Linked DNA regions of Homo sapiens: region 1 is linked to region 2. A link is a contact called in ENCODE Hi-C or POLR2A ChIA-PET data. All regions are on one chromosome and are shown on one strand. Each heading gives the region's core, a stretch centred on a gene start or an enhancer-like site at or near the end of the contact. The rest is flanking DNA. Distances are from core to core; before and after follow the strand shown. Region 1 has its middle 150 kb from the start of DDHD1-DT. Region 2 overlaps LOC105370502 (a long non-coding RNA gene).

The links. A loop is a pair of places that touch in the nucleus more often than their neighbours do. ChIA-PET counts read pairs that join two places held with the same protein, here RNA polymerase II (POLR2A). Pooled maps may share reads with other maps.
Region 1: a loop to region 2 is called in a map of endothelial cell of umbilical vein, with 5 times the contacts of the local background. The contact joins two enhancer-like sites. A Hi-C loop is called at or near these places in 3 of 168 maps with a recorded cell type or tissue (B cell, PC-3 and endothelial cell of umbilical vein), 2 of 37 single-sample maps with no recorded cell type and 11 of 50 pooled maps. POLR2A ChIA-PET finds 5 or more read pairs at or near these places in 1 of 52 experiments (activated CD4-positive, alpha-beta T cell).

What each region holds. Positions count from the first base shown.
Region 1 is chr14:53,304,619-53,309,881 of GRCh38, forward strand. No RefSeq gene overlaps it. Among named protein-coding and RNA genes, the nearest start is that of DDHD1-DT, 150 kb to the left of the region's middle. RefSeq lists an enhancer at 1,633-1,927. Within about 2 kb of position 1,998, at least 14 of the 41 ENCODE cell types and tissues checked have a DNase peak (open chromatin) inside an H3K27ac peak, as active enhancers do.
Region 2 is chr14:53,215,424-53,221,261 of GRCh38, forward strand. The region is part of intron 5 of LOC105370502 (a long non-coding RNA gene); the gene reads left to right. Among named protein-coding and RNA genes, the nearest start is that of DDHD1-DT, 65 kb to the left of the region's middle. RefSeq lists a silencer at 2,068-2,487. Within about 2 kb of position 2,173, at least 21 of the 41 ENCODE cell types and tissues checked have a DNase peak (open chromatin) inside an H3K27ac peak, as active enhancers do.

The sequences.
Region 1 (5,263 bases), core at 748-3,247, 89 kb after region 2:
CAATGTCCCTTTTGCCCTGTAAGGTAATGCACTCACAGCTTCTGGGGTTTAGGACGTGGGCATCTTTGGGGGGTCTTTATTCCACTACCGCAGCCAGTTCTCTGAGAACTAGTTGTTTTTGTCACAGCAGGAGGTCTGTGATTTTTCTTCTTCTGATACTGGGTCATTAAATGCTGGCTTCATTTGCAGCTGGGGCCTCTTCTTCATGAATGGCAGATGCAGCAGCAGTGTCACAGATGCCTCCCAAAGGCACCCTCTCTCTGTGGATGCTGCCAGTCTCCAAGATTGAGGATGGTGATGTCAGCCCTACGGCTGCCCAAGGCCAGTGCTGTTTTTATTGTTTCCACCACCATCAACACAGCCAGCAGCATGAGGGGGGCCAATAATGTCAACAGGTTTCAGCATTTTCTCCATCATCACCCTTGGGACTTGGATGTGAGTCTCCTGGATAAGCTGAGCGATGGTCACCCTGCTTTGTTAATGACCACACCACCCCTTGAACCCTGGCCCATTGGTTTTGAACCAGCTTCTCTCTTTCCCTTTGGGGTCATTCTGTCCCAGGAGGCTCCTCTGTTCCTCCTTACACCACAGCTGTCCTTCCAGGCTCAGATATTTTGGAATCTCAGTGTAAACACAGCTGGGACTCAGGCTGCCACGTAACACATGCTTCTCTTAGGCTACCTTCCCAAGTGTTTACATTCCATGCTGGAAGAACTTGGCTCCTTCAACAAACTCAGAGAAAGAATCAGTACAGTTCCTAATTTTTCACACTTTCTACCTAGTCTAGGATTGAGCATCTGGATCCAATTGGAGGCCACTTGTCCTAATTTAGCACTTCCTATTAATTTGTAAGGAATTACTATTGAAATACATAATTTAGCAACTTCAGATTTTACAAGCTATGGCAAGTGCCATACCAAATAGGATTTGACTGGATTTATTGCTGTTGAAAAGGAAATCTTTGATTTTTCTCCTCCTAGCTACTATTGATTCATTTCATACCAGAGTGTATAAAATTGGACCTATAGAAAACATTTTCTTCCCTCCCTTGATCTGGTTGGAAAAAATGTTTTCATTTCATGAAATAAACAGTGAAAGAATTTTCATGAATATGTATGTAGTTTTAATGAGTTTTGTTTCTCATGATGAAATGTATTAATATTTTATATGTTGCCCTCCCGGGAAATGGAGGAATCTGAGATCCTAGACTAGCTGCAGTTTGTCCAACAGGAATCAATATTCATAATGCTCAGGACAGTGGAACCTAATTCCCAGAACCTCTGGTTGTGGAGGCTGACCTGGGCAGAGGAGGCAGGCTGAGGAGGCATTGTTGCAGTAGGGAATATCCTGCACATACCCAGCTTCTTCACCTGGGTGGCGAGGACACAGGTTGCTGAAGACTCAGGAATGTGTATGCAAGTCTTTAAGGAGTAGGAAATGGGAGGGAGATGAGGGGTGGGCATGGTGGGAGGCTCCTGAGAGATATAAAAACAGGGTTCCAGTAGTTGGACTGTCGTCCTTCCACAGGCCTTTTCATTGATGTGCAAGAGTCATCTTTTGGTACCACTTCCTGGGGACGTTTCCTCCCTCGAGATTGATAACTGAGAATAACCCTAGCCATACTGGAATATAATTCCTGATATCCTGAAAGTGTATTTTCACATTCAGATATACAACTATACCCAGGTGTACCTATTCCCGTTAATTTTGGGCATGGCGCGGTAGCTGAGGCCCATGGATTGAAACAAAGACCGCTTCTGCCATCTGCTGGGCACTCTGAGGAACTCAAAGGATTTTTCCACAGGAAGAGGGGGAGTTTGATGAATTTCGTTTCAAATTTACTTTAGCACTTGAGAATTTAGCCAAGTATTAAACAGATTAATTTTTGCCTTTGTGAAGGCTTGCATGACTTTGATCATTCAGTCGTTTTAATGAACTCAACGTGGTTGTTTCCGATTTGGCCTTGAAAGCCTTGGCATGTCGCCGTGCTCTGAGTGGGAGCCTCGCTGCCTCCAGCTTGGGTTTCTCAGTTTTGGCAGGGCTTTCCTTCCCACTGATGGAAGATTTACAGAGGAAAAAAAAATCATTATGTCTGAAATTCTGCCAGGATACATCAGCGTATTTCCAGGCTGCCATCTACCGTGTAACTCTCTGAAGATTTAATATGAAAATTAAAAAAAAAATTGCAGTGCACCTGCTCCTAAGGAAAACTACCTTGTCGTAGGATCGCATGCTTTTATTAAATTAGAGAATTTTAAATTGTATTTATGAGGATGTACAACTTGGGTTTCTTCCCTTAGGCTTCCTGGTCTCTGTGTTAAGTACAACTTGCCTCCAAGGTCACCCTCCCACCCTCCATAATTAGCCCAGAAATTTAACAGGGGCTTCTGGCAGCAGTTTTACCCAGCAAGCTTAGCGTAGCACTATTTGTGGTCAGATCCTGAGTGATTCAGCAGCTCTACTATCCTTAGAGTCTTGTCTCATCCCACACAAAGCCCTTTTCAGACCCAGTTTGACATTCTGATATTGTACCATGGCCCCGCAGGGTCAGGGAGTATAATGTGGTGATTCAATAGCTGTCTTGGAGCAGAAAAAGGGCATTCAGTGGTGGGTTAAAGGGCAGGCTGGTGACAAGGAGGGAGCAAGACAACATTCTACAGATTCTGCAGCTTTGCTTGGCTAGGAGCGAAACATCTCACCTCGAAAAATGGCTTCAGAGGCACAAAAATTATTTTCTTTGTTACTTAGCTTTTTAGTATCAGGACCTCAGACCTGAGTTGGTAGGGTATGACTAGATAGGAGAAGTTCCTCTCTGTGGGGTCCCTTCCTTGGCATACTGTTTTGTGGTAAATGGACTGAAACAGAATTCATTGAAGTCAACTGAAGTCACTGAGAATGTCTGCTTAAGTTGTTGAACATTACAGTTTTGGTGATATGCTTGGAAGCTAAAATCCATGACGGGCTTCTCCAAATTTTATCCTCTTATTTTCTTTGACTGGTTTCTGTACCTGGTCCAGTTTTAAAAGCTATTTGTGACCATGCTGGATGTCAGAATAAGAGAGCACTCAAGAGAAGTGAGATTATTGGGTTTGGTCCATGGGATATTTCATACCTAGAGTAGCCTTCCATTTCAGAGCTATTTTAAAGCTGGTTCCTCACTTTGTTGAGAGCAGTTGAGAGCAAACTGATGGATGGGGATGTGAGAAATAAGTTCTCCTGGACATGATTTGCAGTCTATACATATTTACCTTTTAGAGAAAAAGGAAATGACAGCCACAATTTGTCCTTCGCTGATTAACATGCCATTTCTCACTGTTTTGATAAGCAACAACAACAATAAATCCCACCTCTTGCCATATTTCTCAGACCTGGGAAACTTGTGTTAAGTCAAACTTTGTTCCAAGTTGACTGTCCCACTCTGAGGGCAACTTGAAGGGGTGACAATGCCTAGATGATCTGAGTTTTACTAATACTAAGCAAATTGTGGTTATTTGCTTCGGGCAGACTGAAAGGAAATTTATCCTTGCAACATTTATGAAGATCTTGTTTGCTAAGCAACTTAGTATTATCAAGGAAGGTGGGATTGTATTGTAGAGAACTGCTTTGCTAGATAGCAGGACATTTAGGATCTGGTTTCATTCTGGCACTCACCAACTGTGTGATCCTGGCTTTTATCTTTTTAGCCTAAGTTTCCTCATCTGGAAAGTGGTTGGCATGATGATTTCTGTAGTCCTTTTAAGTTTTAGAATACCATAATCTACCTTTGCAAGAAGAAGAGTCATTTTTGAGGAATATAGATAACATTCTAATTAATCTCGTATCTTCATTTAAATAGACTTTGAAATATTATGTGAGCAGTTAAAATATAGCCCCTATTCATCTATATGTCTATCTCTCATCTACCTCTTTTTTCATTCTTTTCATTCATCTGCCTACCTGTATATATAATATTGGGTTATCAAGTAGGCAGATTAAGCCTGTACTCAAGCAGTGGTACCAAAAATATTTTGGAAATAATTTGATATATGAAAAAACTTATCAAAATGGTCATTCTGAGAAAAATTACCTTTATTAATTTCTTTATACCGATTTTATGTGTTAACATTGTATATATGGGAAGTAGTAGTCTTGTAACCTTTTAGTTTTTAGGGCTTCTATAGGTATTTATTTATTTATTTATTTAATTAATTTCAATAGTTTTTTTTGGGGAACAGGTGGTGTTTGGTTGCATGGAAAAGTTCTTCAGTGGTGATTCTGAGATTTTGGTACACCTGAGCAGTGTACACTGCACCCTATTTGTAGTCTTTTATCCCTTACCCCCCTCCCACGCTTCACCCTGAGTCCCCAGAATCCATTATTTTATTCTTAGGTGTTTGGGTCCTCATAGCTTAGCTTCCACTTATAAATGAAAACATGTGACTTTTGGTTTTCCATTTCCGAGTTACTTCATTTAGAATAATGGTCTCCAACTCCATCCAGGTTGCTACAAATGCCATTATTTCATTCCTTTTTATGGCTCAGTAGTATTCCATGGTGTGTGTGTGTGTGTGTGTGTGTGTGTGTGTGTATGTATGTATCTCACATTTTCTTTATCCACTTGTTGGTTGCTTTCATGTTTTTGCAATTGAGAATTGTGCTGCTATAAACGTGTGTGCAAGTGTGTTTTTTCATATAATAACTTATTTTCCTCTGGGTAGATACCCAGTAGTGGGACTGCTGGATCAAATTGTAGTTCTACTTTTAGTTCTTTAAGGAATCCCCATACTATTTTCGATAGTGTTTGTACCAGTTTACATACCCACCAGAAGTATAAAAGTGTTGCCTTTTCACCACATCCGTGCCAACATCTGTTAACATTGTTTTGGTCAATCTTTCCCACTTGGAATGGCTGTATTTGCCCAATGCCTGTACCCCTGTTGTATCTAGGAAGTAATTAACATGCTTTTAATTTTACAAGCTTATAGGTGGAAGGGACTTGCCTTTTCTCAGATGAGACTTTTGACTGTGGACTTTTGAGTTAATGCTGAAATGAGTTAAGACTTTAGGGGACTGTTGGGAAGCCATCATTGGTCTTGAAATGTGAGGACATGAGATTTGGGAGGGGCCAGGGGTGAAATGATATGGTTTGGCTGTGTTGCCACCCAAATCTCATCTTGAATTCCCATGTGTTGTGGGAGGACCTGGTGGGAAGTAATTGAATCATGGGGTAGGTCTTTCACATGGGAAAGAGGTTTCCCTGCACAAGTTCTCTTTCCCTGCTGCC
Region 2 (5,838 bases), core at 923-3,422:
TATAATTTGACCTCTGCTTATAACGTTATGTCCATCTCTGGTAACTCTTATCTATATACCCATGTCCATCAAGATGAGACTACTTGTAGCTACCAAAACATCTTATTCACCAACTTATTTGACTGCCTGGTGAAAGCTTGTTCATTCAGAACACAACTCAGACATCACCATTTCATTGACATTGTCTCTGACATCTCCCCACTTTCCTCCAAAGCTAGAGTGAATTGCCTTCTCTGTACCTCTGAGCCTTACACATCTTTACACTTGCATATAATTTTCTTCAACATTTTATGAGGAAAATTTTCAAGCAGAAAAGTTGAAAGAATTTTGCAGTGATCACACAATTAATGTTTTATTGTGCTTACTTTGTCACATCTCTCTCTCTATCCATCAATCCACGTTTTTAGAAAAATGCTTTTCAAAGTAAGTTGCAGATATCGATATACTTTTTTCCAAATAACTCAGAATACATATCACTCAGAGTTCCTACATAACATATAGAGTTCTATATTTGTTTGTAATTCTTATTTTAAAATTTCATGTTAAATTTATGTACAATGAAATGTGAAATGCACAAATCTTAAGTGTACCATGAGATTCACTAAATCATACATGTGAGTAACCTACACACCTATCAAGATATAGAATATGACCCTGACCCTGAAAACTGTACTCAAGCCCCTTTCCAGGAAGTCTTCTCTTCTAGAGGCAGTGACTATTCCAATTTTCTTCCAACTAGTTTTGCCTGTTATAGAACTTTATATAAATTGAACTGTACAGTATATTCTCTTTCATGTAAGACTTCTTTTACTCAGCGTAATGTTTTTGAGATACATAGGTTGTATGTATCAGTACATTTTTTTTTTTTTTTTTTTTTTAAGATTCAGGGTCTCACTCTGTCGCCCAGGCTGGGGTGCAGTGGTGATCTTAAGTGTACCATGAGATTCACTAAATCATACTGTGTCCAAAATTGGTGGGTTCTTGGTCTCACTGACTTCCAGAATGAATCCGCGGACCCTCGCGGTGAGTGTTACAGTTCTTAAAGATGGTGTGTCTGGAGTTTGTTCCTTCTGATGTTCGGACGTGTTCGGAGTTTCTTCCTTCTGGTGGGTTCGTGGTCTCACTGGCTTCAGGAGTGAAGCTGCAGACCTCCGTGGTGAGTGTTACAGTGCTTAAGGCAGTGCGTCTGGAGTTGTTCATTCCTCCCGTCTGGAGTTGTTCATTCCTCCCAGTGGGCGCGTGGTCTTGCTGGCCTCAGGAGTGAAGCTGCAGACCTTTGCAGTGAGTGTTACAGCTCATAAAGGCAGTGTGGACCCAAAGCGTGAGAAGCAGCAAGATTTATTGCAAAGAGTGAAAGAACAAAGCTTCCACAGTGTGGAAGGGGACCTGAGCGGGTTGCCACTGCTGGCTGGGGCAGCCTGCTTTTATTCCCTTATCTGGCCCCATCCACATCCTGCTGATTGGTCAGTTTTACAGAGAGCTGATCGGTCCGTTTTACAGAGAGCTGATTGGTGCGTTTACAATCCCTGAGCTAGACACACATTGCTGATTGGTGTATTTACAATCCTCTAGCTAGATGTAAAAGTTCTCCAAGGCCCCACTAGATTAGCCAGACACAGAGCACTGATTGGTGTGTTTACAAACCTTGAGCTAGACACAGAGTGCTGATTGGTGCTTTTACAAACCTTGAGCTAGACACAGAGTGCTGATTGGTATATTTAAAATCCTTCAGCTAGACATAAAAGTTCTCTAAGTCCCCACCAGATTAGCTAGATACAGAGTGCTGATTGGTGCGTTTACAAATCTTGAGCTGGACACAGAGCACTGATTGGTGCACTTACAATCCTTTAGTTAGACACAAAAGTTCTCCAAGTCCCCACCAGATTAGCTAGATACAGAGTGCTGATTGGTGCATCTACAACCCCCCCTCTCCCACTAGACACAGAGTGCTGATTGGTGCATATACAATCCTCCCCTAGACATAAAAGTTCTCTCAAGTCCCCAACTGACTCAGGAGCCCAGCTGGCTTCCCCTAGTGAATCCTGTGCTGGGGACACGCTAGCAGAGCTGCCTGCCAGTCCCGCGCAGGCACGCCCACACCCCTCAGTCCTTGGGCAGTGGATGGGACCGGGCGCCTAGGAGCAGGGGGCGGCGCCGGTCGGGTAGGGTCGGGCTGGCGGGAGCCCGGGGCGGGGCTTGGGCATGGCTGGCTGCAGGTCCCCAGCCCTGCCACACGGGGAGGCGGCTGAGGCCCAGCAAGAATTCAAGCTCCGCGGGGGCAGGCCAGCAGTGCTGGGGGACCCGGCGCACCCTCCGCAGCTGCTGGCCCGGGTGCTAAACCCCTCACTGCCCGGGCCGGCGGTGCCGGCGGGCTGCTCTCAGTGCGGGACCTCGGAGCCTGCGCCCACCCGGAACTAGCCGCGTTCAGCCCTGGTTCCCGCCCCCGCCTCTCCCGCCACACCTCTCCACAAGCAGAGGGAGCTGGCTTCAGCCTCAGCCAGCACAGAGAGGGGCCCCCATAGCGCAGTGGCGGGCTGAAGGGCTCCTTGAGCATGGCCAGAGTGGACGCCAAGGCTGAGGAGGCGCCGAGAGCCAGTGAGGGCTGCTAGCATGTTGTCACCTCTCAATACATGTGAGTAACCTACACACCTATCAAGATATAGAACATTACCCCCACCCCGAAAAGTGTACCCAAGCCCCTTCCCAGGAAATAATCTCCTTTAGAGGCAATGACTATTCTGATTTTCTTCCAACTAGTTTTGCCTGTTATAGAACTTTATATCCATTGAACTGTACTCTTTCATGTAAGACTTCTTTTACTCAGCATAATGTTTTTGAGATACATAGGTTGTATGTATCAGTAATTTTTTTTTGTTTGCTTTTAGATTCAGGATCTCACTCTGTCACCCAGGCTGGGGGGCAGTGGTGCAGTCATAGCTCACTGCAGACTTGAGCTCCTGAGCTCAAGGAATTCTCCTGCCTCAGCCTTTCAAGTAGCTAGCACTGCTGGTATGCATCACGACCTCTGGCTAATTTTTTATGTTTTTCAGTAGAGACAGGGTTATTATTATTATTATTATTATTTTGTGACAGATTCTCACTCTGTTGCCCAGGCTGGAGTGTGGTGGCACGATCTTGGCTCACTGCAACCTCCGCCTCCTGGGTTCAAGTGATTCTCCTGCCTTAGTAGCTGGGACGACAGGCGTGTGCCATCACGCCAGCTAATTTTTGTATTTTTAGTAGAGACAGGGTTTCACTATGTTGGACAGGCTAGTCTCGAACTCCTGACCTCAGGTGATCTGCCCGCCTCGGCCTCCCAGAGTGCTAGGATTATAGGCGTGAGCCACCTCATCTGGCAGGGTCATTATTTTTTAAAAGTCTTTAAATTACCAAGTAATATTCCATTGTATAGATATACTAAATTCTAAAAATCCATTCTTCAGTTGAAGCACACCTGGGCTGTTTCCAGTTTCTGGCTATTGTGAACAAAGCTACTATGAATATTCCTGTGAAGGTCTTTTTGTTGATACACACACGCACACACTCAATTATATGACTGATATTTTTGGGTCATAGAATATTTACATTTAGTTTTTGTTTTTAAAAAAACTGCTGTACTTTTCCCCAAAATGATTATACCATTTACACTCCCACCAAAAATCTGTTGCTTCATATCTTCATCAATATTTGGTATTGTGTGAGTTTTAAATTGTAGACATTCTGGTGGATGTGTAATAGTGTTTCATTATGGTCTCATAAAATTTTGGTTTACTAGTCTTTCTCTGCAGACTTTGAACTTCCTGAAGACAGACATTTTATTCATATCTTCTGTACCTAATAATGTCTGATATAGAGTAGGGCTCAACAAATATTTGTTAAATTGAACTGATCTGAATTGAATCCTTCTGTACGTAGCAAATAAAAAAACCCACTTCTTTCCTCACTTTATCCCTTTAATCAAAAGGCAGGGTGAGGTTTTTTTTTTGTATTGCTTTGTTTTGTTTTTGAGACTGGGTCTCACTATGTCGCCCAGGCTGGAGTGCAGTGGTGCAATTATGGCTTACTGCAGCTTTGACCTCCTGGGCTCAAGTAATCGTCCCACCTCAGCCTCCTGAGTAGCTGGGACTACAGGTAAGTGCCACCATGCCTGGCTAATTAAAAAAATTTTTTTTTCAAAGACATGCTCTCGCTATGTTGCCCAGGCTGGTATTGAACTCCTGATCCCAAGAAATCCCCTCACCTCATCCTCCCAAAGTGCTGGGATTACAGGCATGAGCCACCATGCCTAGCTAGAATGAGCTCTTCTGTTATAAGCAGTAACATTTAAATTAAGATTAGGGTGCTATCCACCTGGAGTGATTTGGGGCTCAAAGCATCTCTTTCCCTAAATATTTGTTCCATTGCTCCTCTTTTTATTTATTTTTAATTTTTTATTTAATTTTATTATTACTATTTTTTGAGATGGAGTTTTGCTCTTGTTGCCCAGGATGGAGTGCAATGGCGCAATCTCGGCTCACCACAACCTCTGCCTCCTGGGTTCAAGCGATTCTCCTGCCTCAGCCTCCCGAGTAGCTGGGATTACAGGCATGCACCACCACAGCCAGCTAATTTTTGTATTTTTAGTAGAGATGGGGTTTCTCCGTGTTGGTCAGGCTGTTCTCAAACTCCTGACCTCAGGTGGTCCGCCTGCCTCAGCCTTCCAAATTGCTGGGATTACAGGCATTAGCCACTGTGCCCGGCCTATTTTTTAACATTATTGCATTCTTTACACATTTTTCAAATTGACAAGTAACAATCGTTAATATTCATGGGGTACACAGTGATGTTTTGATACATATAATGTACAGTGATCAGATCAAGGTAATTAGCATCCATCATCTCAAACATTTATCATATTTTTGTGTTGGAACATTTAACATCCTCCTTTTAGCTATTTGAAACTGTGATATATTATTGTTAACTTTAGTCATCCTGCAGTGATATAGAACAATAGAATTTATTCCTGCTATCTAGCTGCAATTTTGTATCCTTTAACAAGTCTCTCCCTCTCCATCTCTTCCTCCTACACTTCCCAGTCTCCAGTATCCTCTGTTCTACTTTTCACCTCTATGAGATCAACTTTTTTTAGCTTCCGCATATGAAAGTTAAACACCTTTCTGTTTCTGGCTTATTTCACTTAACATAATGTTTTCCAGTTCCATCCATGTTGCCATGAATGACAGGATTTCTTTATGTGGCTAACTAGTACTCCACTGTGTATATATATCACATTTTCTTTCTTTCTTCTTCTTTTTTTTTTTCTTGAGACAAGAGTCTCGCTCTGTCACCCAGGCTGGAGTGCAGTGGCTTGGTCTTGGCTCGCTGCAACCTCTGCCTCTGGGGTTCAAGCGATTCTCCTGCCTCAGCCTCCCGAGTAGCTGGGATTACAGGCACCTGCCATCACGCCTGATTAATTTTTGTATTTTTAGTAGAGACAGGGTTTTGCCATGTTGGCCAGGCTGGTCTTGAACTCCTGACCTCAAGTGATTCACCTGCCTCAGCCTCACAAAGTGCTGGGATTACAGGCGTGAGCCACTGGGCCCGGCCATATACCACATTTTCTTTATCAATTTCTCTGTCGTTAGACACCTAGGTCAATTCCTTATCTTGGCTATTATGAATAATGTTGTAATAAATATGGGGGTTCAGGTGTCTCTTTGATATAATGACTTCATTTTCTTTGGGTACATTCCCAGCAGTGGGATTGCTGGATCATATGTCAGTTACATTTGTAGTTTTTCTGAGGAAACTCTATACTGTTCTCCATAGCAGTTGTACTAGTTTATATTCCCACCAATA